3 separate regions of the Mus musculus genome follow, and regions 1 and 3 are each linked to region 2. The links are chromatin loops, found by intact Hi-C in ENCODE. Cell type or tissue: heart. All regions are shown on one strand.

Region 1 (8,000 bases), 82 kb before region 2:
GTACACACACCACATCCACTCATCTACTCCCCTTAAATACATGCACAAAGAACATCTGGCTAACATGTCAAGGAGCTGAGCAAACTACTTTAAAAGGGAGGCATAGGAATCCAAGTGGAGTGGAAAAGGATGCCAAACAGTGGAGGAAGGTTGAAGAGTGAAGGAAAAGAGGCAGGGAAATGGGTGAGGTTGAATGTAGGGAAGGAGACATTGCAATAGTATAAGTGCAAATTTTGGTGATCAGAACCATGGAACTGTGATAAGTTTTTTTAGCTAGACTAGCCAGGCTGATTCATGCTAAAGTCTACCACAAGATTTCTTGCTGATCCTGGAGCTCACTAAGTCTCCAGGTTGGTTGGCTGGCCAAAAGCTTCTGGAATCTACTTGTCTCTGTCCCATCCTTATCCTCATATACCTCCTTGCCAGTCTTTTAGGTGGATGGTGACATTCGAAGTCAAGCCCTCATGCTTATTGTGTAATAAGTTTACCAATGGACCCAACTCTCCAGCCCCTAAATCTCCTTGCTCAATCTCCCGTCCCTTCACCGTGATGTCTCCAGCTTTCTTGGACACTGGATCTAGAATGTTCCTCCTCGTGACCCTACCTTGCTTTACTGTTTAATAACACACTTGCCTAGCATTCCTTGAATGTTAGGAATTTAGCACATCTAAAAATCCCAAATCTGTTCATGTTCCCTATTCCCCCCAAGGGAGCCAATCTATGTGTGGATGTCCAGACTTTATTTCTATGTCTTTTTCTCCTCACAGACTGGCATAAGCCAGATCATTTCTAAACTTAATTGTAGGGATTAATATGGTCAGATCACATATGACCATAATAAGAGGTTGGATGGGGGGATAGAATAGAAGTATCGATCATGTAAACATGGAATGGCATACAAAAAGGCAGGAATAAGATGAATAATATCCCTGTCTATAGTGAAGAACAGCAAAACACCACAGCTGCCTCTGCTTTGCACTGAAGATAGACTATTTCAAGTCTAACATCCCAGTAATATCCAGTTGCTTGACCACAGTAACCATTGCTACTTTAAGCAGCTTCTGTGTGGTGAAGTGGGAAGGTGGGGTATTACTTCACTGGTTCTCCCCCCACCTCGCCCTGATTTTAACCATCATTTTTTGGTACTTTTACTATTTGCAATCTCTCATTCTCTAGGTCTAAGCCTCCTACTTCCTTCACTCTTCTACTTTCCCACACCCTAGGGCATCCTTTTCTCTCCACTTGGCTTCCTATGCCTCCCTTAGCTTTTTAGTGGTTTGCTCAGCTCCTTAACATGCTACCCAGCTTTCCTTTCTGCATGTGATTGCAGGGAGTAAACGGGAGGATGTGGCATGGCTGGGGATGTGCACACACACATAGGGGTTAGGGAATTACATACTGGGGATTTCCACGTTCCAGAAAGTTGAACTAGTCTGCAGTGGACTTATTTTAGGTATTTATTTTAGTGCCAAGATCTTTTAGGCTCTAGGTGAACATGAATGAAGAAATCAGTGAGTTCCTTTAAATTTGGGAGGTTGAATTGGGTGGAGGGTCCATGGGCCATGGCAGTATCAAGGATTGATTGGCTACCATGTCTACTCCTGCTACTGAAGTCTTCTGAAAGGTGCTATTTTTCCTTGAGGCAAATACTTGGGTTTTGACAGAGAACGTTCTTTTTCCCCCCCCCACCTGTCAATGAACTGCGGTATCAGTGACAGAAATAGAGGCATGTTGGCTCATGAGTGTAAATGCAAGACTTTATACAACCTTTATGTTGTAGGCTACTGAATAGGCTACTTCTTTCTCCTCTTTTTGTAATGTTTGGATGGGAAAGAACCTTGGAAACCCTGTAGTTTGGTCATTGTTAAGGAAGGGGAAACTCAATACTAGAGGGGGGAAGGGAATTACCCAAGAAAGTGCAGAGGACACAGGCTGAGTTCATGATGAAACAATGATCTGAAGCCTGGTGAGTGTTGAGGTGTCCTTTCCACTATTCTGTGTTTGACTCTCCATCACTGAGGTATATGGTAATTTACTTCATGAAAGACACACAACCCATGCTCCTGCACAGTTGCCAGAACTGGAGGGCATATATCACCCGAGAGTCTTATACTCTTATCAAAAAGTGAATGTCTGCCTGGTATTGTCTGAGCACTAAGGTGGTAGAAACAGGAGGACTGGGAATGCAAGTCAACTGGCTGCTGTTAGTGCGCTGTGTCAAAGCAAGTGAATGTATAGAACCGGTGTCAGACATCTGCAATCTAGTTGAGGTAGTAGGATTATGAGTTCAAGACAAACCTAAGCCAGTGTCTTAGAACTGAGAGTTCAAGACAAACCTAAGCTAAATAATGAGTTTAGAGCCAGCTCTGGTGACAGACAAAACAAATCCAAAATGTTGGGGAAGGACTAAGGAAAAGACCAAGACACTGATGTGAGGAGAGTGGGAATTGGAGGACTGAAAGTGAACATAGAAGACAGATAATTGGAAAAGGATCCCAGTTCTGGAGAAAATGAAATAAATAAATAATAAACAAACAAACAAACAAACAAACAAATAAATACAAGGTCGAAGGAAATGTCACAGGTTAAATGAGTCCTCTAGAAGGGAGTGAACTGTTGAGGAGGAGCTGAAGTTTAGCCCAGAAGTTTCCTGAGGAGTAGCAGAACTCTCAGGAGCTGCTATGGACAGCAGAGGATTTGTTGTGGTCCCAGGGAACTTAGGTGTGGCATGATTGGAGGTCACAGAGAAAAAGAGGAGTTCAAATGTCCACAAGCGGGAACTTTCTAACCAACAAGGCTTCCTAGAGAGGGAACTCAGCAGTTCTACTAGGCAACGGGTTCCCAACATTGGTAACTCATGGTTCAGGGCTGAAAAGCATCTGCTAGGGTGTGGCCCCCCAGTCAAGCTCTGGCTCAGACTGGGGGCGGAGTCAGATGGTCGAAACTTGGAGGGAGGGGGGCAGTGAGGAAAGGTGGGAGGGGGCAGAGTGGGCACTAGTGGGGAGTGGGAGTCCTTGGGGAGTTTTGGCCCCGAGCCTGGCCCCCCACGTGGCCAGAGTAGCCTCTCTGGGCTGGGCCGGGCTGGGCGGGGCGATGCCCGAAGCCGCGGGCAGGCTGGCGGGAGGGCGGGGAGAGGCGCGGAAGCCCGGCCACATAAAGGAGCGAGCAGCGCAACGGGGGCGGCTCTTTCCTGGGTGGGGTTTGTAAAGTCGTGGCCCGTTAGCAGGAAGCGGAGCAGTCGCCCAACGCTAGAGTGGGACCCAATCTGAGCACCCGGTTCTCCGGAGTCCTTGCCGAAGTGTACTGCGCGCTCAGAGCAGCCCGACAGTTTCCAGCCAAACTTCACCAACTCCTCTGCCCTTGCCGCCACCATGCCGAAGACGGTGAGTGCCGACAACTAGCGCGGTCGGCCCTGGGGGCTCCAAGCTTGACCCTTGCCACTTTATGGCTTCGGGCTTGGTTGCTCACAGGCCTGCCGGGGATGCTGGGCTGTCCACTAAGGCCCTAGGAAGGAGAAGATAGTGGAGCCCTAATTTGAGCGCTCTAGAGGGTGACAGGGTGTACAAACTAGAAGTGTGGATAAGGAGGAGCCAGCCTTTCTCGGGTTCCAGTTCCCCGCCTCTGGGATGAGACAGTGGAAACTCTTTGAGGGACTGGATCAATCCCCTATTCTAAAGGGTCGTTGGGAACTGGGGAAACGACTTTACTTTTGAGAACATTTCCCCGGCCCAGGAATTGGCGCCTTTCTGTAGCAAAGCTATCACTGTCTCAGAAGAGCCCCCAAGCTTACAGAGAAGCGGGGAGGAGAGAGGAAGTTGCCCAGGGCGGATCCCGCACACCCATCCACCTTTCCCATAACCGCCCCTCTTCTACCCCACTTCTGCTCTGTCCCCTTCCACCGCGTCTTAGCCCCAACTGCTTTCCCCAGGGAAATGAAGATTTGTGAAGGGTCTCATCAACTGGGTTACTTTACCCAGGGGTACAAACACTTCATTAGGCACAAGTCTGTGGAGGGGCCCACACAACCCACTGGAAGACAGGGCAGGTTTCTCTTCCTCTATTAAATCCCTGTCAGACATAGTGCCTCTCTATCCCCTCAGGACCGTTTTGTGAGGTATAGGTTTTCTCCTGTGGGGGCCACACCTATCTAGTGTGGTGGTTGATTTGAGATCTGGTCTCCACCCCACTGGCTGTTGCTCGCAGAAGCCTCCAGGGAGTGAGGCCTAGGGGGGCCGGATGCCCAGTAGGGAGGGGTGGGGGAGGGGTATGTGCTTGACTAATGAGCTCTGCTTGCTTTTGTGCAAGTCACGCCAGGTCCTTGCTCATGAAGGCCCTATGACCACCGTGAATTATGTTTCTTAGGTAATGGGGCTTGCTGGGCTCCCATGTTGTATATTGCTAGCCTACCCATCTCTCTAGTACTGCCTGAGCCTGGTAGAACTGAGACAGTGACTAGGATGCTGGAGAAGGGATGAGGGTGCCTCGGAAGAGAGGAGAGTGAATAGATACAGGAGGTCTTTGTGTCTATATTGAAGTTTCCTTGCTACCCTTACTGTATTCTAGCTACACTGCCTAATCGTCCTTGCCTTCTCAGAACTCTGTTCTTAAGAAATACCAAGGTGGGGTTTTTTTTTGGGGGGGTTCTTTTCTTTTTTTTATTTTTTATTTTTTGAGAGAGTCTCCTGGTCTTATATAAAAGTATACTTTGTGAAAGTATATACATATGTGAAATTACAATTTGCTCCCCTCCTCCACTGCCCTCCTGTCGCCTCCTTCACCCCAAGACTTCCGTTCGGCAGGCAGGTTTCCTTCCTCCCCTCAGTTGTCTTCCCTTCTGTTTTCTTATCACATGTATTCCATTTCGGGGCTTTTTACTTGGGCAGGATCTTACCCTATAACCTAGGCTGGCATGGGACTCCCGATGTAATGTAGGTGGCTTTCAGATTTTTTTTTTTTTTTTTTTTGCCAGTCTTCCTGCTTCAGCCTCCACAGTGCTGAGATTACAGGCTTGAGCCATCATGCCTGGCTTGTTCATTTGTTTTGATAGAGGGTTTGATTCTAGCCAAGGCTGGTTTGAACTCACATTGTAGCCTGAGATATACTTAAAAACTCTTTTGGAAGTAGTTCTTCTCAAGTGCAGGGATTGTAGCCACCACTAAACCCGGCTTCCACTCCTTCTGTACCGTGTACTCAACCATTTCTAAATTATGAAAGATACGAAATAGTAGTGTAAAATCAGATTTCTTCGTTTGTGTTAGAGAAAGTCAGTTTCGCTGTTAAAGCTAATTTGTTCTAGCAGGCAGCCTACTTTAAATATGTTGAAATACACCTTTTTTGGACTGTCTCTGGTTGCTAGTTCCCAAAGTCTGGTCTTTGATGTTTTTCAAGACAAGGTCCTATACTGTTGTAGCAGAGGTTGGTCTCCAGCTCCTAGCCATCTCAACAGAGCCCTCTGAGTGCTAAGATCACAGGCTCCCCTGTGACCAGCCCATCTATCCCTTCTGGAGAGAAGAGAATTTCTATTTAAAATGCTTTTCCTGGTGCTGGAGAGATTGCCCAACAAGGCACTCTCACAAGTTCTGATCTCAGTGCCCACATGACAGCTTGCAACTGTCTGTAATGCCAGTTCCAGGGAATCTGACTCTCTCTTTTGGTGTCCTTAAGTATCAGGCACAGTTTTCGTATACATGCATGCTGCCAAAACACTCATGAACATAAAATAAAAAAATAAATAAACCTTTTTTGGAGAAGGTCTTTCCCTCTCAATTCCACTTTCACTTTTTTTTTGTTTAATTTCAAAGATTTAGGAGATCCACTTGGATTACCTAAAAAAGAGATTATTAATTTTTCAAGATTTTGAGTTTTTTATTTCAAACTTTATGATTTATTGTTACAATTTATTTATTTATTTATTTAACTGGTTTGATGAAACAGGGTCTCATAAATCCCAGGCTAGGCTTGAACTTCTAATCCTCTTGCTTCCACCACCTAAATGCTGGGATTTGTTGTCATACTACCAAGAACGACTCTTCCCGTTGTCTAGATTGAAACTGGCTATAGAGGAGGACGGACCCGGCCATGAGTGATGTTGCATACCAACAGGAAGGCTACAACTTGGGGTTAGGTCTTTTTTTGAGGGGGAGGTATCAGTCTTGGAAAACCTGTTTGGTTTACTGGGATTTAGCAAGTCAGGGGAAAAAGTGGTCAGTGCTTATTGGATAGTATCATCCATGATAGACAGAGCCCAGCTCCTTTGAAGTATTTGAAAACTTCTGGCCCCGCATTCAGCTAAACTTTAACAGGGGCTGTATGAACTGTTGATTTTCCTGCCATTCCTAGCATTGCTTGAGCCACTGAAGTGGCACTAAAGTGGTACTTGACTAATAGGGGGCAGAATTTCAGGCTTCTAACCCTTGAACCAGCCCTGTCTGTAGACTTGAGGGTGGGGCAAAGGATCAGGAATGAAGGTTGTGTGGGAGGCTTCTGCCTCTGTCTGCTGCGCTGCCACCCCCTCCATCCCCCCTTCTCTCTCTACTTTTTGGAAACAATTTCTTGTTGTGTAGCCCTCAGGGCCCTATAAAATACCTTTTTTTTTTTTTTAAACAAACAAACTCACAGCAATCCTCTTGACTCTGCTTCAGAATTTCTGGAATTACAGGTGTGAACTACCTCCTGAGGGTGTTTTGTTTTGTTTGTTTTGAGACAGAGTCATGCTGTGCAGTGCAAATTAGCCTTGATTCCAGGCAATCCTATTTCTGCCTCACCAATTATGAAATTATATAGCCTCTCTACACACACACACACACACACACACACACACACACACACACACACACCAGTGGACATCAAAGGGCAAGTTTCAGGAGTCAGTTCTCTTCACTATGGCATCTGTGAATAAAGTGGTCAGCTTTGGCTGGTAAGTGGGTGACCCTCTGAGCCATCTTGGAAGTCACTTGATTTATTGTTTGTGACTGAGTCTCATGTTGCCCAATTTGGATTTGAACTAGATATATAGGCAAGGATGACCTTGAACTCTGTATCTTTCTACCTCAGCCTCCCTCATACTAGCATAACAGATGAGTGTTACCTTGTCTATCTTCTCTCCAGTCTTGATTTTCCAATTTGCTGAACCCTTTGTGAAAGTGTAGATAGTAGAGAACAGAACCGGTACCATCTTGGGGATTTCATTTATACTTATTCATGGAAAATCTCTTGCACAGAGAGGGAAAAGTCAAGGCACAAAATAGCCTCTACTTTCATCTTGGGAGGAAGGTTGCTCTGTCAGTCAGTGATGGGGTGGTATTGACTACTGCATTATTCTCTAAGTGCCTGTAATGGCAGCCTGTAAGGGAAGTGTTGCCAGGCATGGTAGCTCATGCCTGTAATTGTAGCACTTGGGAGGATAGAAGATTGTAGTGAGTTTGAGGCCAGCTTGAGCTATATAGAGTAAGGCTGTCTAACTCCCTCCCCCCAAAAACCCTAACAGTACCCCCCAAAAAGAAAAACAACATAAAAATAGGTGGTGCCTTTTCTTTGGACTGTTACTGTAATCCAACTGCTTTATGAGATTGTGGAAGTGGAAGGGACATTTAGAGGTCATTTAGTCTTTCCCCATGCTTCCAAATCTAATTCTCTATGGATGAGAAGTGATGACAGCTACAATTATTCTGAACTCTGTTCTAATAGTGTTGCTTAGCAACAGTCTTTCTTAGGTTCCATTGTATATTCCTGGGAGTCTACCCCTACCCCCACTGGAATTTCTAGACTCAGGGTCCCTGGAGGGGGAGATCTGGCTCCCAGCAGTACTGTCAGGGTTGGGCTTTTCATGGCCATACAGGCTCTGATCGTCCAAGATAGATCCTGACTCTGTATGATCTTTGAAAGATAGAACTGAGTTTATCATTTGCTTCTTTCTTAACTTACAATCTTTTCTGCTACCCTGCCTCATTCTTCTGTCCCTAAAGAGGGAAAACAAACAAACTAGCAGTACAAAGGTGGTC
Region 2 (8,000 bases):
TCAACTAGAAAAAATTTATTATTTGAAAATTCTATAGCGAAACCTACTATTTTATACTACTTTGAAAGTAAAAGTAAATATGAAATGTTTCATGTTGCAAGAATGCCAGTCTAGCAGCAACTTGATACCATACGGGGAAACAAAGAATACTCATAAATTATGTAACAAACGACAGTACAAATCCATTATTTCTTCTTTTGTTTGTTTGATCACAGGCAGCAGCCTATAAAATTCAGGTGTAGGAAAGGACTTTGTGAAGAAGACTCCATTTGATCAGGGATTAAGGCCAATGGTTGACAAGTGGGAACTCAAAACTAAAAAGTTTCTGTACAGATAGGGAAACAATCTATTGGAGAGGAATCCTACAGAGTGGGAGGAAATCATTGCCAGATATACTGCTGACAGAAGATTAATATCCCGAATATGCAGAGAACTCACAAAACAAAGAATTGAGGAAACAAATAGCCCATTTTTTAAAAAAATGGGCTAGGCATCTAAACAGAGAGTTCTCAATAGAAGAAATAAAAATAAAAATGGTTAAGGACTACATCAAAAGTTGTTCACTATCCTTGGCAATTAGCAAACCGGAGATTAAAACAACTTTGAGATTTCATCTCACTCCAACCAGAATGGCTCAGATTAACTGTTTTTACTCCCTAGCTATTGTGAAGGGCAGAAATGAACATGGTTAAGCAAGTATCTGTGGAGACAGATGACATCCTTTACATATGTTCCAAGGAGTCGTATTGGTGGGTCAAATGGTAAATTCATTTTTATTTTTATTTTGTAGATGTGGTTTAAGGGAGAGAGGATTTCTGTTGGTCAGATTGCAAATTGGTGTGTCAATCTGCATATTAGTGTGGATAATCAGAAAATAAAAGTAAAAATGAATTCACCATTTGACCCACCAATACGACTCCTTGGAACATATGTAAAGGATGTCATCTGTCTCCACAGATACTTGCTTAACCATTTTCATTTCTGCCCTTCACAATAGCTAGGGAGTAAAAACAGTCTAAATGTCCTTCAAAAGATAAATGGTTAGTGGAGGTGTGGTACATACACACAATGGAATACTATTCTGGGAAGAAACGTGAAATCATGAAATGTGCATGTAAATGGATGGACTTAGAAAATAATATGCTGAGTGAGATAACACAGATCCAGAAAGACAAATGCTGCATGTTCTCTCTCATCTCTGGTTCTCATCCTCAAATCTCCAGATGCGAGTATAGTACATGGGATGACCAAAGAAAGCTGGAAGTATGAGGGGACCATACACGGGGAAGGGTTGGGAGGAGAATAGCAGGATACAGGTGATATGAGGTAGGAAATGGAAAAACCCTGAGGAGTATTCTAATTGGGTACCAGGGAGAGAGGTCCATACAGATGGAAGAGCAAGAAGGGGGAAATATCAGCAAAGTTGCTTGATAAAGCCTCAAGGAATCTTTTTAAAAATATTTGTGTAAAATCATACACAAAACATTTATGCATACACACAAGTTATGCAGCTAGGGCCGACAATGCTCGCCATAAGAACCATAGACTAATAAGAACCCCAGAATAATGCACAAGCAATCTCTTTTAGAATAGTTGGTTAAGCAGTCCAAGAGACACCCCAAAGAATACAGACTGACTTGGCTGGCTATCAGAGCCTGAAGGTAAACTATTGTTGAAGACGCTGCACATTTAGGACACTGGATTCAGATGATTGGAGTTGGATAAAACCTGAAAGCCTCCTTCTTGCAGTCTAGCTTTAGTAGTTTCAGAAAAAAATATGTGTAAACTGCCAAGGGAGGGAAGCTGTGACAGCTATGAAGCACAACCATGATCAGCATGGCAAAGTAGACAGACAGATACAGTAAGTGGTGCTCACATGGTGGTTCCAGCTAGTACTAGAAACCTAGTACTATTTACCATCCTGGAACTAGAAACCTAGCCATCTTTCTGGTCATAGACATTACAAGAGAATCTATTACTATCACTTTGCTAGATTAGCATAGTTCCTAAGTACATTCTAAATCTCATGCTTACAAAATCAGTGTAGCTACCACCCCTCATCAAAGAAGTTTCTCTTCACAGACAATGGAGACCATCACAGAAAACTGCAAATGGACACAATGCAGAGAGATCAGCAGATAATGGAAATTGCAGCCTCAGTGTGTACATCTACATTATAGTTTGTGCATATATGGTTCATGGAACTTCACGGAAGAAAGGTCAGAAAGATTGTAAAAGTCAGAATACCAGGAAATCCACCACAAAATGGTCTCTCATAGAAATGACTGTATCAAAAAGATCTGAACGTTGGCATATTAATCGATATGCTAACACTGAAGGGGGGCTATCTTATGGTGGGTCCCACCTCTGAACAAGGAGCTACAGGCAACTGCTGATTGCTAAGAATGTGTTAGCCCTTCTCAGAAATGAGCCCCGTGCCTAGCAAACACGGAAGTGGATGCTCACAGTCAGCTAATGGATGGATCACAGGGCTCCCAACGGAGGAGCTAGAGAAAGTACCCAAGGAGCTAAAGGGATCTGCAACCCTATAGGTGGAACAACAATATGAACTAACCAGTACCCTGGAGCTCTTGACTCTAGCTGCATATGTATCAAAAGATGGCCTAGTCGGCCATCACTGGAAAGAGAGGCCCATTGGACTTGCAAACTTTATATGCCCCAGTACAGGGGAACGCCAGGGCCAAAAAGGGGGAGTGGGTGGGTAGGGGATTGTGGGGGGGAGGGTATGGGGGACTTTTGGGATAGCATTGGAAATGTAAATGAGGAAAATACCTAAAAAAAAAAAGAAATGAGTCCCGTAATTGGTTGTCCAAAATAAGTGAACAGATTTGAAACCATATACACACAAACAAAAGTGGACCCAGCAGGTTTTATTTATACATTTGTGTACATGTGTGCATGTGTGCGCACGTACACACAAACACACACACACACACACACACACACACACACAGAGAGAGAGAGAGAGAGAGAGAGAGAGAGAGAGACAGAGACAGAGACAGAGACAGAGACAGAGACAGAGACAGAGAAAGAGGGAGGAGAGGGGGAGGGAGAGGGGAAGGAGAGGGAGTGAGAGAGGGGCTAGAGATATGACAGTAGTTAGAACATGGAAGGAGTTGGCAGGAGGGGGCTTGGGAAAGGCTGGGAGGAGGAAAGGAATGGGGAAAAGTGGAGTAAATAAAAGTAAATGCAAGAGAAAACAATTCTAAATTTATCTGACAAACAAGAAAAATATGTAAGATTTTATAGGCTACTGTACAAAATAAAACATTACACAAGTTTGCAAGTTTAAAAACTTAGGTGTACTAATGAAAACTACATAGGTGTAACGGTGATGAGAAAATAAAATATATTGATAAAATAGGTACAGAGCAAAATGTATAAATACATATTGCTATACTGTGTGCATCTATTCTCCACAAACCATTTATCTAGGTAATTTGCATAATTTGACAGACAACATAAGTATTTTGATGAGATTGATGTAAACAGAATTTGCTTAAAGTATATATATCTCTGGAAATATGCTTTCACAAGTCTACATGGACAAACTGGAAATATGTACATCAGCTACTATTCTCATTACTGCATTCAAATGTCTTACAAGAAGCAACTTAGAGGAGAGAGGATATTAGGATCATAGAATCTCGATGGAGGGGATGTGGGGGCTTGGGCTCCATCTAGTGGTCATGGACTGTAGAGTGATTTGCTACATCTCAACCTACCATGAATCAGAGATTACAGTTCAGAGTGGAGCCAGCTTTAATCCTCTATTCCTGTACCTGTATCCCTGTATCTGCAAGCTGGATCCCATGACCAAAGGATTCACCACATTCCCCAGCATCATTGTCCTCTAAAGTTCAAAGATATGGACCTACAGGGGACATTTTATGTTCAGTCCACCATATAGGGGAAACCACCACACAGACACTCAGTTTATCCTTTTCTCTCATAAATTTGGTGTCTCATATTTTTGTTGAAAGTATGCATGATACGAGATCTTTGCTGGATTTTATTAGACCTAGGATAGTGGTTTTGGTCATACCCAAATTATTTTCTAGGGTCTCTCTCTCTCTCTCTCTCTCTCTCTCTCTCTCTCTCTCTCTGTGTGTGTGTGTGTGTGTGTGTGATGTAAGATTACCTGGATGACTTCTTTTGTTTGTTTGGGTCAGAAGTACTCCTGAGAAGAACATCAGATTATCTTGTGGGTAAAATCAGCCTTTGTTTTTTTTAAATAGTATTTAATTTATGTTAATTTATTTTTATTTTATGTAAGTTGGTGTTATACCTGCATGTATGTCTGAATGGGGGAGTCAGATCCCCTGGAATAGGAGTTTCAGAGAGTTATGAGCTGCCATGTGGGTGCTGGGAATTGAACTTGGGTCCTCTGGAAGAGCAGCTAGTGCTCTTAACTGCTGAGTCATCTCTCCAGACCTCAGCTTGTTTTTTTATTCTATAGTAATTGATGGGAAATACCACCGAAAGCTGGGGTATGTGGTTGCCTTAGATTTTGTTTCTGCTCTAACTCAGTAAAGTCTACCTTCGCCATCACGATAAATTTCTATGTTCCTATATCTGTGAGATGTGTTGACAAAAGCAAACATAACAGGCTTGAAGTTGGGCCCTGCTTCCTCCAGGCCAGGATACATAGCTCCCATTATGATTTTGACAATTATGTTGTCAAAGAGCTGGTTCATATGAGGAAAGATTTTTTCTGAGAAGAGTATGAATATTCTTAAAGATATTCCTTGATTACATTTATCATTCATAGTAAGCTTAAAGCACATTCATAATTACTCTAGAATTATTCTGAGTAAATATGCAATCTATTGCTACTATATTTTCAAAGAGATAAACAAAAATAATGACTGCATTAGTAGTTAAAGACTGTAATCATGTTGTATGGGTATATATTTTACTTGAAAGGCTAAAAATACCCCACATAGATAATAAATAGAAATTACTTTGGCGTACTTGGGGAAATTTTGTATTGCTATGACTAATGCCCCAACAAAGAAAAATTACATGAATGGCTTAAATTATAGCCATTCTTTAAAAAAATAATATCCTTGTTAAAATGGAAAATACAAAAGGTAAGAAATAATTTTAGCCCAGGGAAGGATGTAGGGCAATCTAGCCTTATTAGTGGGAAAGAATTATGTATTCAGTCCAAACCAGTTACTGAATAACAAGGCAAACAGCACAAATTGACAATTTGTTCAAGATATGGCTGTCAGGAGATAGCATGATATACTCATAGGTGTTGTGAGATTTGGGGCAATGGGAGTTATAGGTAACCATGATTATTTTTTTTAGTCCTTCCTACCACCTTTTTGTGGATTTTAGAATTTCTATTATGCAAAAGACCTAGAAACAGGAAATCTAGTTACAATGGTTGTGAGCAGGTGGCTTGTCAGGAGGCTACATTTGCATACACAATTATACTCTTTGACTTAAAATTTGTACTTTGCTAGGGCAGCTTGAGGAAAGGCAGATGGACACTGTAGGTGAATAGAGTTTGATCTTGGAACATGGCTCCTAGCCTAGGAGAAACTACTTGAAACATGAACTGTTTATTGAATCCCACAGCAGGGTTGATTGAGAACACTTAGTATTTCATCCTCCACTCTACTCTCTGCATACTGCTTAACCAAGAAAGAGGTTTCTTTAATATATGACTAAGTACAAAATGTCTAATACTCTCAAGGTATACTTCAGATTTAAAATAAATATGACAAAAAGAAATGGGTAGTGGATAATGAAGAAACACATAACTGGTCAAAGTGGTGAAAGTGACTGTGAGAGTCCAGCCATAGTTGAAACATCTACATGATACTTCTTCCACCTAAGGGAACATTATGAAAGAAGGAGTCAAAAGAATGTAAGTAACATCTGGAGGACAAGGAAGAAAGTTCTGAAATGTTGTTCTCTGAATGCAACATGGCTGTACGTACATTGCACCTCTGTGGTTTCCTGTAGAAGACTTGCACTAGATCAAGCCAATAAGAACTCCAGCATTGATAGGAGGGTGGGCTTCTGAAGTGCCACTTCTAGCTGAGGAGCTATTGTCAGTTGATTGCAGTTGGGAAAGGGATTGCTACTTTTATTTTAGAATATGGCTGATAGTAGGTTGGCCACGCTTCATGGACAGCTCCACATCTGTGTGCAAATGGCCAGCACTCATCAGATTCATTGGGTTATTTATTGGATTCACTGGGTTATTTTTAAAGGAGGATATGGAAGTGGGAGGGAGATGTGTTGGAGTAGGGAAGAGTTTGGAAGGGAAGGTGAGAATAGATTATGATCAAAACATCATATATCAGGATGTACTGTATGATGGAAAAATAAATATTAAAAAAGAGAAAAATGCATCATACATATGGGTGAAATGTTCAAAGGACAAATAAAATATTTGTCAAAAAATATGTAGCAGGGCCAATGAAATGGTTCAGTGTGTAAACATGCCTGTTGTAAAGTCCAGTGAACTGCATTTGATCCCCGCAGTTCACATGGTGGAAATCTACTCCTCCATGTTGTCCTCTGACACCCACATCTACATGTCCATCCACACACACCTGTAACCCCTACATCAACACCACAACATACATAGCTGTTGAAGATGTTTGCATTTGAATTCATCATGAATGATTTTGTGTGTGTGTGTGTGAGAGAGAGAGAGAGAGAGAGAGAGAGAGAGAGAGAGAGAGGGAGGCTACTTAGTGGGTGTATTGGTATTAGCAAGAGGGAAAGAAGTGGCTGTGCTGATAATGGGGATTGGAAATCCCTAGTTTGCTCTCCTAGGTTCCATTCTTCCTCACTGCGGAAAAAGAAAACAACATCCACACATTCAAGCCTGTTTTTCTTTCAGATTGAATGTATTCCTTCTTTTCATTCAGCTACCATGCTATATATAACCATTACTCACCTTACCCTTGCGCATTACCTGCTATTTTACAAGAAGCAAGTCATACGTAATATTTCTTTACTGTCTCTTAAGAATTATCCTCATTTACAGATGAGAAGTTAAGGCACAGGGAAGTAAGGTATCCTATCCAATATAAAAACTCATCAGTGATTATGTTGACATTTTAGCCACCTTCTAGCTGGGTATGCTTTCTCACATGTCATTGGTTTAAAGTAAACTGTATATAATCATGCCAACAAGAAAATGTAGATCACTGTGTCAGAGGTTATTCTTTAATATAAGGGTTTGTAATGCAGCCTTGAATGAACTATGTAGCTCAGGGTCACCTCAAACTCATGATCCACTTTGCCCCAGTTTTCTGAGTTTATAGGATTATAGGCATATACCAGTACATGCACCTAGGGACTCTTTCATGTTAACTAATTTAAAATTTACAACAATTCCAGATGGCAGAAAGCAGTGTTGTTCCCATTACAAGATAAGGAAAACAAACTGGTAAATAGATTGCTTAAACTAACACAGCTTCAAAATCGCAAGAACGGAGATATGAAATCAGGGACCCCTGGAGACTGTTTTTTTTTGGGGGGGGGGAGGGTTGCAGGGCGGTGTTTGAGCAAGCATTTCTCTGTGTAGTGTTGGTTGTTCTGGAACTTGCTCTATAGACTAGGCTGGCCTCAAACTCAAGCATCTTCCAATCTCTGTCTCGAGAATGCTGTGATAAAAGGCATGTGCAACCACACCTGGCTTAAAGACTTGGTCTTAAACTGCTATTCAATATTATATTTTGTGGTCCATCTCAGTTTCCTGAAAATTCTGAACTAGGTGTCTGGAGTGCAAACAACTGGTTTCCAGAGCACATTCTGTCTTCTGTCACTGGTAAGGTTTTTACCTTTTCTACTCTGGGCCTGTTTCCGTCTCCAGGAAATAGAAACCTTAGACCTTAGAATTCTGAAGTGCTTTCAGTAATAAATTGAACTGGAAAATTGTCAATACCTATTTAAAACAGAAAACAGCATTATTAAATGTGTTGAAAAGTGTTTTAGAAATAGCCATG
Region 3 (8,000 bases), 220 kb before region 2:
ATTTATTTTGCTGCTTGGGTGAGCTGTTTCTTTCCTCAGATTGCCGGCTCCCTGAGGGCAGGCATTCGACTGTTACTCTTTTGTGTCCCTAGCCAGTGGCATAGTCAGGCTCCTCACTTTCACTGGGCCACTGCAAACTAGCAGAGCCAGCCAAGCCCACGGAAATGCAAGTAAGGAGAAATAAGGGAGCAATCCTCTTTAAAACCGGACATTCAACCGTCCAGTCAAAACCTTTCCGGTATGGACTCCACTCCAACAGCACAAGAAATAATCCTGAGACTCGACAAATGGATTGCATGACATTCTTTAAGTTTCTGCACATCAAAGAAAATAACAGAGCAAAGAGATAGCACAGCTTAGAAAATTCGAGAAAAATATCTGCCAAGTGTATATCATACAGATCATTAGTAATAAAGAATCCAAAAAAATTAAACAATAAAACATCACCTAATCAATAAATGTACTAATATATAGTTCCCAAAGAAACATGCATGGTCAATAAATATTTGAAATAGTGCTTAACAGCCTTAGTCATTAAGGAAATACCAATTAGCGGGGCGTGGTGGCACACACCTTTAATTCCAGCACTTGGGAGGCAGAGGCAGGTGGATTTCTGAGTTTGAGGCCAGCCTGGTCTACAGAGTGAGTTCCAGGACAGCTGGGGCTACACAGAGAAACCCTGACTTGAAAAAAACAAACAAACAAAAAACAAAAAAACAAAAAAGGAAATACCAATTAAACTTTTTCAAGATTTGATCTCAGCCCAGTCAAGATTGGTATTATTAAAAAAAAATAAGCAACAGTAAATGCTGGTATGGTATATTCAGGTATTGAAGATCAGTATGTGAAGCAAACAAAATAAGCCAGGCTCAGACTCAGAAAGACAAGTGTTTCAAAATTTTTCTCACATGCAGAATCTAGATGTAAATTTGTATATGTGTGTATATATGTTTAGGGCAAAGAATAGAGAAAGAGGAGTGTGGGCAAGGGAGGAAGGGGGCTAACGAAAGGGACAAGGAGAGCAAGGAAAGCTAATGGAGTGTGACATGCACACAACAGGAAGGGTTATTTGAAAGAGGGTGGATAGGAGTGGAAAGCAGAGAAGGGCAAATAAAAAACAACTATAGCAGTAATATATGTACACGTGCCCTCGTGGAACATACTATTTCATGAGTTAACAACCACCAAAAACTTGAAAGCTAAGGGCCTAAAGCTTCTACTGGCTTATCTGGTAGTGATGAGCTAAACTGGTTGATTTGCATACCTTACCCCATGACCTACTTAGGAAGCCCTCCTAGAAAAAGAGAATGAGCAATGCAACCTTTCGCACATACCTCCTGAGCCAGGTATTTGAGGGGAAGGTTAGAACATTTTGTCTTCCTCTCTGAGATAAGATTCACAAACCTGGGTTGGGAGAGACATAAGTGGCATAGTCCAAAAAACTGTTTTACTCAAAATTCCTTATGAAGTACCTTTCTACTGACTTCCCCATTCTTATGCTTGGTGTCAGCCAGAGCAGGGATAGTCCCTACCCACCCCAACATTTACTAAGGGAAACAACACAGACAAATAAGACACTTCTGGTCTTGGCAAATTTGGTCTAGAATAATCATGACATATGTAGAACACAATATGCTGTAGATGTCAGAATAAATGACTACATGAAATAATATGGGGAACACAGATAAGTGACAGAAACAGAGGACAAAGGGAGAGACATCCAAACAGATTGAACAAGGCTTTGTCACATGAGAAAACTCAGTAGTAGCCCTCCCCCCAACATGTATGAAATATTCTGAATTTCATACCTCCTACACATTCTAGAAGGGAAGGAAGAACAGAAGAGAAAAAACTTTCTGGAAAAGGGAAAGAGGGTTGTGTGGACAAGACATACCTGTGAACAAGACATAGTCATGGCCACGTTAAAAAAACAAAAACAAAAACAAAACTCAGAGGTTGATTCACCCACAAAGGCCCATCCGTGGCTTTTTGTTTCAGGTAGTACCCGAATCCATGTTTACCAGTTCCCAAAGCCAACACCCCAGTCTTACCCTGTGCAGGTCTTACCTGACCAATGCCATGCCATAGAGCAGTCTAAGTTCATCAGTGCCCAAGGTACCGGCTGCATCGATGAGCTTGCATCTTACCAGGTCAGCAGTAGAAGCCACTGCCAGGGGCAGTTCGTTGCCTAACCTAAAGGGCCACAGCACCATCATAAAAATCAGTACATTGTTCTATCCTCTACCAGAGAAGCTTGGTCGTTGTACTATACACCCCCCACCCCCCCCCTACATACTGAAAAGTGCACGGAGATACAAAACCCTGTGGAAAAGACGGGGTCAAGTCCCCGGGATCCAACAATAATAAAGGAATTGAGAAGCTGGCTGGGGTGAACAGGACATCAACAGTTGTGTGGACACAGTCCGTTTTCTCCCCGCTCAAATTATTTAGGTATGGGAACCCCAAATCTCTATATCCCGCCCCCATCAAACGAACTGAGCCTTCTCAATCCTGAATCTAACCTAAACGGTGACAGTCCAATCCCTAACTGGAACCAGAAAGCCACCCTAACATATCAACCTACTCTTTTAGTCCCGGGCTCAGGTTCCCTCTATTTTGGACATAAAACTTAAACCTCACAGACACAAAAATATTATTGGAACGTACGCCCTGTTTTCCTTCGACGAGTACAGGAGCATGGCTGCAACTTTTCCCCAGGCACTTAGGAGAGAGGCACCATAAGGCAATTTCAGGGAAGGCTATAGAAGATGTGGCCGTAGGGGAATTCGACCAAGGAAGGAGTGAGGCACCACCAGCGCCCAGGCAGGAGGGTTGACCCGGCCGCCTTACCTGCTCCTCCATACTGTAATTCGGTTCAGCGCATACTGCTGCAACTTGTGATCATCGCAGAACAGATAAACCGTCACTTGCTCCCACTCAGCCCTGCTGAGCCAAGAGACGACGATACCCCTGGCACTCGGCGACTCAGGCTGGTTCTCTTTGAAGGACTGCCCGTCCCACGCACGCCACACGCGATCCATGCCCTGGGAGCCAAGAGCAGGTCTCCGCCCGGATTCCCAACCTCAACTGAAGTGCGCAGCATGCTGCGCTACACACTGCCCTTGCTCCAAACGGCACACCATTAGCCAATTGGAGAATATGACCCCGACGTCAGCCCGCCTCTCAACGTGACTGTAGCCAATAGGAACGTGGGACACAGGTCTGACGTGCGGAATTCTGGCACCGCTCGCTGCCGGAAGCGTTCATTCACAAAGCCGCCTACCCAGAAACACAGTCCTTTCAGCTTCTAGGTTCCCATAATTTCCTGTCTTGTTGAGCGTCGTCTGTCCCAGCGTGTATGGACTTTAAGGAGAAAAACAAAAACAAAACAAAACAAAGCTTTGCGCCCCTTGGCGGTCTACGGAAGAATTGCTCTCGATTACAGTACTTAGGGTGCTTTCAAGGTTCTTTTTTTTTTTTTTTTTTTTTTGGTTTTTGGCTTTAAGATTTGGTAGAACAAAATCGGCTTTCTTGACAAGTACTGAGTAAATTAATAGCAGCATGTTAGGAGGAAGGAAAGAGAACAGTGTGAGAAGGGTCAGAACCAGTAAAAGATGATAATAGGGGCAGGAAGTTAATATGAGCAAAGTACATGCGTGAAAATGTCATAACGGAACCCACTATCTTATATGTTAAATAGCGGTAAGAGCACTGACTGCTCTTCCGAAGGTCCTGAGTCCAAATCCCAGCAACCACATGGTGGCTCACAACCATCTGTAATGGGATCTGATGTCCTCTTCTGGGGCGTCTGAAGACAGCTACAGTGTACTTATTTATAATAATAGTAAATAAATCTTTGGGCCGAACTGAGCAGGGACTGAGAGAGCAGGGCTGACCTGGGGGAGCAGGGACTGAGCTCGCGGAGTTGATTGGAGCAAGCGAGGTCTAGAGGAGCAAGCAGGTTGACTGGAGCGAGCACAGGTCCTAAATTCAATTCCGAACAATCAGATGAAGGCTCACAACTATATGTACAGCTACAGTGTGTACTCATATACATAAAATAAATAAATAAATAAATAAATAAATAAATAAATAAATCTTTTTTAAAATAAAAGCATTACTAAGAAATATGTAAGCTGATAGATGCCCGTTGCACAGTGATTTAAGGCCTGAATGACTGGAATTAGAATTATCTTGAGAGTATAGAATCAGGGTTCTAGTCTTACCTTTCCTTTGCCACTATCAATGTGACCTTGGACAAGTCTCTGCCCCTTTCCTGAGGTTATTAGTCTAGACTCCAGTTATCTACCACATCCCTGTGCAAATGCTTTCAGTTAATACTCTTTCCCTTGCTTTCATATGACTCCCCATAACACTCATGAATGACTTTCATGTTTATCTCCCACTACAAAGCCATCTATTGTGTTGTTCTTTAAGTATTCTCCCTATGACGATAGCCTAAATAAAATAATTCTTCTAGTTGACCTGTGCATTTTGTCATTTTACTGAAGTTGGTTTTGTCTTTATTAATTTACCAGTGAGGACACTGAAGCTCAGCCCTGTGGCCTCGTATGGGACTGCTAAGAAAGGAGGTAAATGAGCCAGAGGTGGTTCCATTGTTCAAATGGCAGAAGACTGGAGTGCAGATCACCTGTTAACTCCAGTGCCACAGACACCAAACACCAATGGCTTCATCTGGCACCTGGATTCATATAACATACCCCAACACAAATACATATAATTAAAAACTCTAAAGAATTAAGAAAACATGTTTTCTTAAGTTATGTGTAACTCTAAGGCTAGTCTCAGTTTAAAATTCTCAGATACGGAGCTGTGTTCTCCCTGTTTACACTACTTAAGACCATGAGAACTATAAAAACAAGAGACCCCAGTGTTTAATACACTATCCCCAACAGTTATCCCCACTATGTTTCATATTTATCAGATGGTTCCTAAACAAAGGCATTACTGTGGTGTTTCTTGGATTTTCTTTTTGATATCAAGGTTTAGTTTATGTGTCTGAGTGTTTGTTTGCATATATATCTGGGTACCAAGTGTGTGCTGGTGCCCACGGCTGTTCCTGCCTCTCTTAATCTCTGCCTCTGCCTGTGCATTTCTTTTTTGTTTTGGTTTGGTTTTGTCTTTGTTTTTTTTTCTTTTTTTCAAAAACAATTTTTATTAGATATTTTCTTCATTTACATTTCAAATGCAATCCCGAAAGTTCCCTATACCCTCCCCACGCCCTGCCTGTGCATTTTGAACTCTCTCCTTATAGCACTGCCTCCCCACCCCTGCAGCTTCCCCTCTGCCTCTTTGCCTCCACCTCCTCTCCACCCTGTCTCTCTGCCTTTTCACCCCTGCCTCTCTAAGTCTCCCCTCTGCCGCTTTGCTTCTCCCTCTGCCAGTGCTTGCCTGCCTCTACTGTTTCTCTGCCCCTCGGGCTCTACCTCTTCCACTTCACCCCTCTGAACCTCTGCCTGTCACTCAGCCTGTACATTTCTGCCTCTGCCTCTCTGCATCCATGCTCCTTCGCTCCTCTGCCTCCATATCTCTGCCTCTCCCTGTACTACTCTGTGTCTCCCACTCTGCCTCTTCCTGTCTACAAATGCTTTTGCTGCTCTGCCTCTGCCCCTCGACCTCTTTGCCTTCTCCAATCACCTCTTCCCCTCTCCTCTGACTTTTTGCCTCATTACCTGACTCTGCCTTCCTGCTTCTACTGACCTGGACCAGGAAGTTGTTCTTGAGTAAAGGTCTCTGAGGGGAAGGAGCAGGAAATAAAGGTAAGAGAAAATTTGGGATCAGGAGGTCTTGCTCAAGCCAGTTTCCTAAGCCACACAACTTCATACTTACTGTTGGCAGGAGAGAGGGATAGTCAAGGTCCCCAGAAAGCTAAACGATACAATGATGACAAAGAGAACACGGCATGCCCAGATCCCAGAAACTGCAACTCTGACTCCTTTGAGGCCCTGCCCCCAGGCCCAGAAAGGACCCTGCCAAGTAGGCCCCTTGTCTTTTCATCAGGACCTGAGAGAGCCATGGATGGGCCTGGCTCCCAGCAGGTTTCCTTATTTTTTTTAAGCTAGATGAGCTCTTAGTGTTTCATTGTCTAAGAGACCCTTGACACCCCTTAAATTAACAAATCCCTCCTAATATTATTTTTCTTTTTTAAAAAAATGATTTATTTATGTGAGTACACTGTTGTTCTCTTCAGACACATTAGAGGAGGACATCTGATGCCATTATAGATGGTTGTGAGCCACCATATGGTTGCTGGAAAGTGAACTCAAGACCTCTGGAAGAGCAGTCGGTGCTCTTAACCACTGAGCCATCTCTCCAACCCCGCCTCCTAATATTTTCAAAGAAATCACTAACACAAGTAATCAGTATACACGTGCACGTACACACACACACACACACACACACACACACCACATAGCATGTCTGGGTGTGTGTTGGAGCTTGCTCCACCTGCTAATTTATGTATGTATGTGTGAAATGTTTGGAGTCTGCTTGTTGGACCCTTGCTCTAACCATTCCATGTGTGAATGTGTATATATCTGTGTATACGCACACACACACACACACAATTGCTGGATGGAAGGAGCAATGCACCAACCCATCAACCCACCATATACGTAAATCTTACACATACACATAGTTGATGAGTGTTTCAACCCTCATACTTTATTCTTTCTTCCATAGCTTATACATCCCAACAAAATCTTTCAAGCAATATACAATTACAATGTGCTGAGGTTTTAGTTTTCTTCTAGTAAATGGTTATGAAAATACAATGGGTTTTCCAATACCTTTACAAGAAATAACATTAGATAGTACAGGTAAAGAAAACAAATTATTCCCCCAAAGCCACATACATTCGTAACTAAGCAACTTGTTATAGATTAACAAAGTGTGAGTAAGCAAGGGAGTTTGCTCAGCCAGTTTCTCTTACTGGCAGGATGCAATTTGTGGTTACAAAGAAAAGAGTAGTTATTTTATTATTTATCTTTAAAGTAATATTGTGAGAATCTTAAAAGAATCACAAATCTAAACTTTTATATGAAAAGCAGTCATATCTATCATAAATCCTTAAAATACATATCTATTCATCAGCAATTCTTATACTGTATCAGGAAGCTGAGGGCAAAACTGAGAATAAGAAGTCAATTACCACCAGTCCAGCCTCAGTGAGAGTCACGTCAGCCAGTGCTGCCATTGTTCCCTGACCTTTAGGTCCCTAGCATAACTAATATGAGTGTGCCTTTCTGAACTTCAGATTGTTTCCTAAGATTATTTTATATCAGCCAGTATCAAAAATATCTCAACCTAGTTTCACCAACAACTTTATTTTTCCAAATGTTTTCTAAGAATCGTGGTAACTGCTGACAATCTGCATCTCTAAGTTCTTTCCTAGGGTGGTGATAGAATCATTAATCTGCTCCAGCAGCAGTGCCTGAAAGAGACCAAACATTTGTACTGTGAGTGCCAGAGATACTGCCCAGTGAGGGGCTGGAAGCCCCCTTAAAGTTTTCATACAGTTCTTAGATGAAGAGGGATATGAGGGCAGCAAGCAGAGCAGAACTCTGTAACAGCATAAAGTCCTCAGGGCACGTGGTCCTTGGGGCTTTACCACACCAAGGCTCACCCATGTGACTGTGGTAACCTGTGAGCCAAATTCCATGAGTTCTAAAGCCATTTGCCATTCCTCCTACATGGCCCTGGGCACCTAAGTTATCTTCATCCAGGCCAGGTGGCCACCTCTAAGACAAGTCGACAAGCACCTTAGGTCATCCATTCAGAGGCACAGAATTCTTTAGAACCATGGCATGGGAATTCCATTCTGGAAACCAGGGCACAGGATTCTCATTGCATACTTGGACACATCCATCCAATGGGGTAACTTGTGAATGATTAGAGACTGGAAAACTAAATTGATGGGCGAACTGATGATGTTTAGAAAACTCTCCTGTACCCCAAAGACAAGTTTTTTGGATCACTTG

Evidence for each region. Hi-C counts contacts between places; a loop is a spot of excess contacts. Peaks named below come from ENCODE experiments on the same cell type or tissue, not always from the same donor. Only the 100,000 strongest peaks of a DNase experiment are listed, where the experiment ranks them.
Region 1: a loop joins it to region 2, with 2.2 times the contacts of the local background. A loop is called at or near these places in 2 of 42 quality-filtered maps.
Region 3: it touches region 2 in a loop (7-fold over the local background); 2 of 42 quality-filtered maps call a loop at or near these places.

Annotation. Positions count from the first base shown.
Region 1 is chrX:96,092,861-96,100,860 of GRCm38, forward strand. Msn (moesin) reads left to right here and starts at 3,185. Exons shown (of 13, transcript NM_010833.2): 1 at 3,185-3,383. The coding sequence starts at 3,372. In heart, no CTCF peak of the experiment used is centred here; DNase peaks (open chromatin) are centred at 3,171, 3,821 and 4,201; H3K4me3 peaks cover 3,284 bases; H3K27ac peaks cover 2,323 bases.
Region 2 is chrX:96,174,934-96,182,933 of GRCm38, forward strand. No RefSeq gene overlaps it. Among named protein-coding and RNA genes, the nearest start is that of F630028O10Rik, 61 kb to the right of the region's middle. In heart, a CTCF peak has its summit at 3,693 (motif pointing left); no DNase peak of the experiment used is centred here.
Region 3 is chrX:95,953,808-95,961,807 of GRCm38, forward strand. Las1l (LAS1-like (S. cerevisiae)) reads right to left here and starts at 3,167. Exons shown (of 13, transcript NM_152822.3): 1 at 2,851-3,167; 2 at 2,068-2,193; 3 at 1,335-1,404. The coding sequence starts at 3,041. In heart, a CTCF peak has its summit at 3,419; a DNase peak (open chromatin) is centred at 3,194; H3K4me3 peaks cover 2,088 bases; H3K27ac peaks cover 534 bases.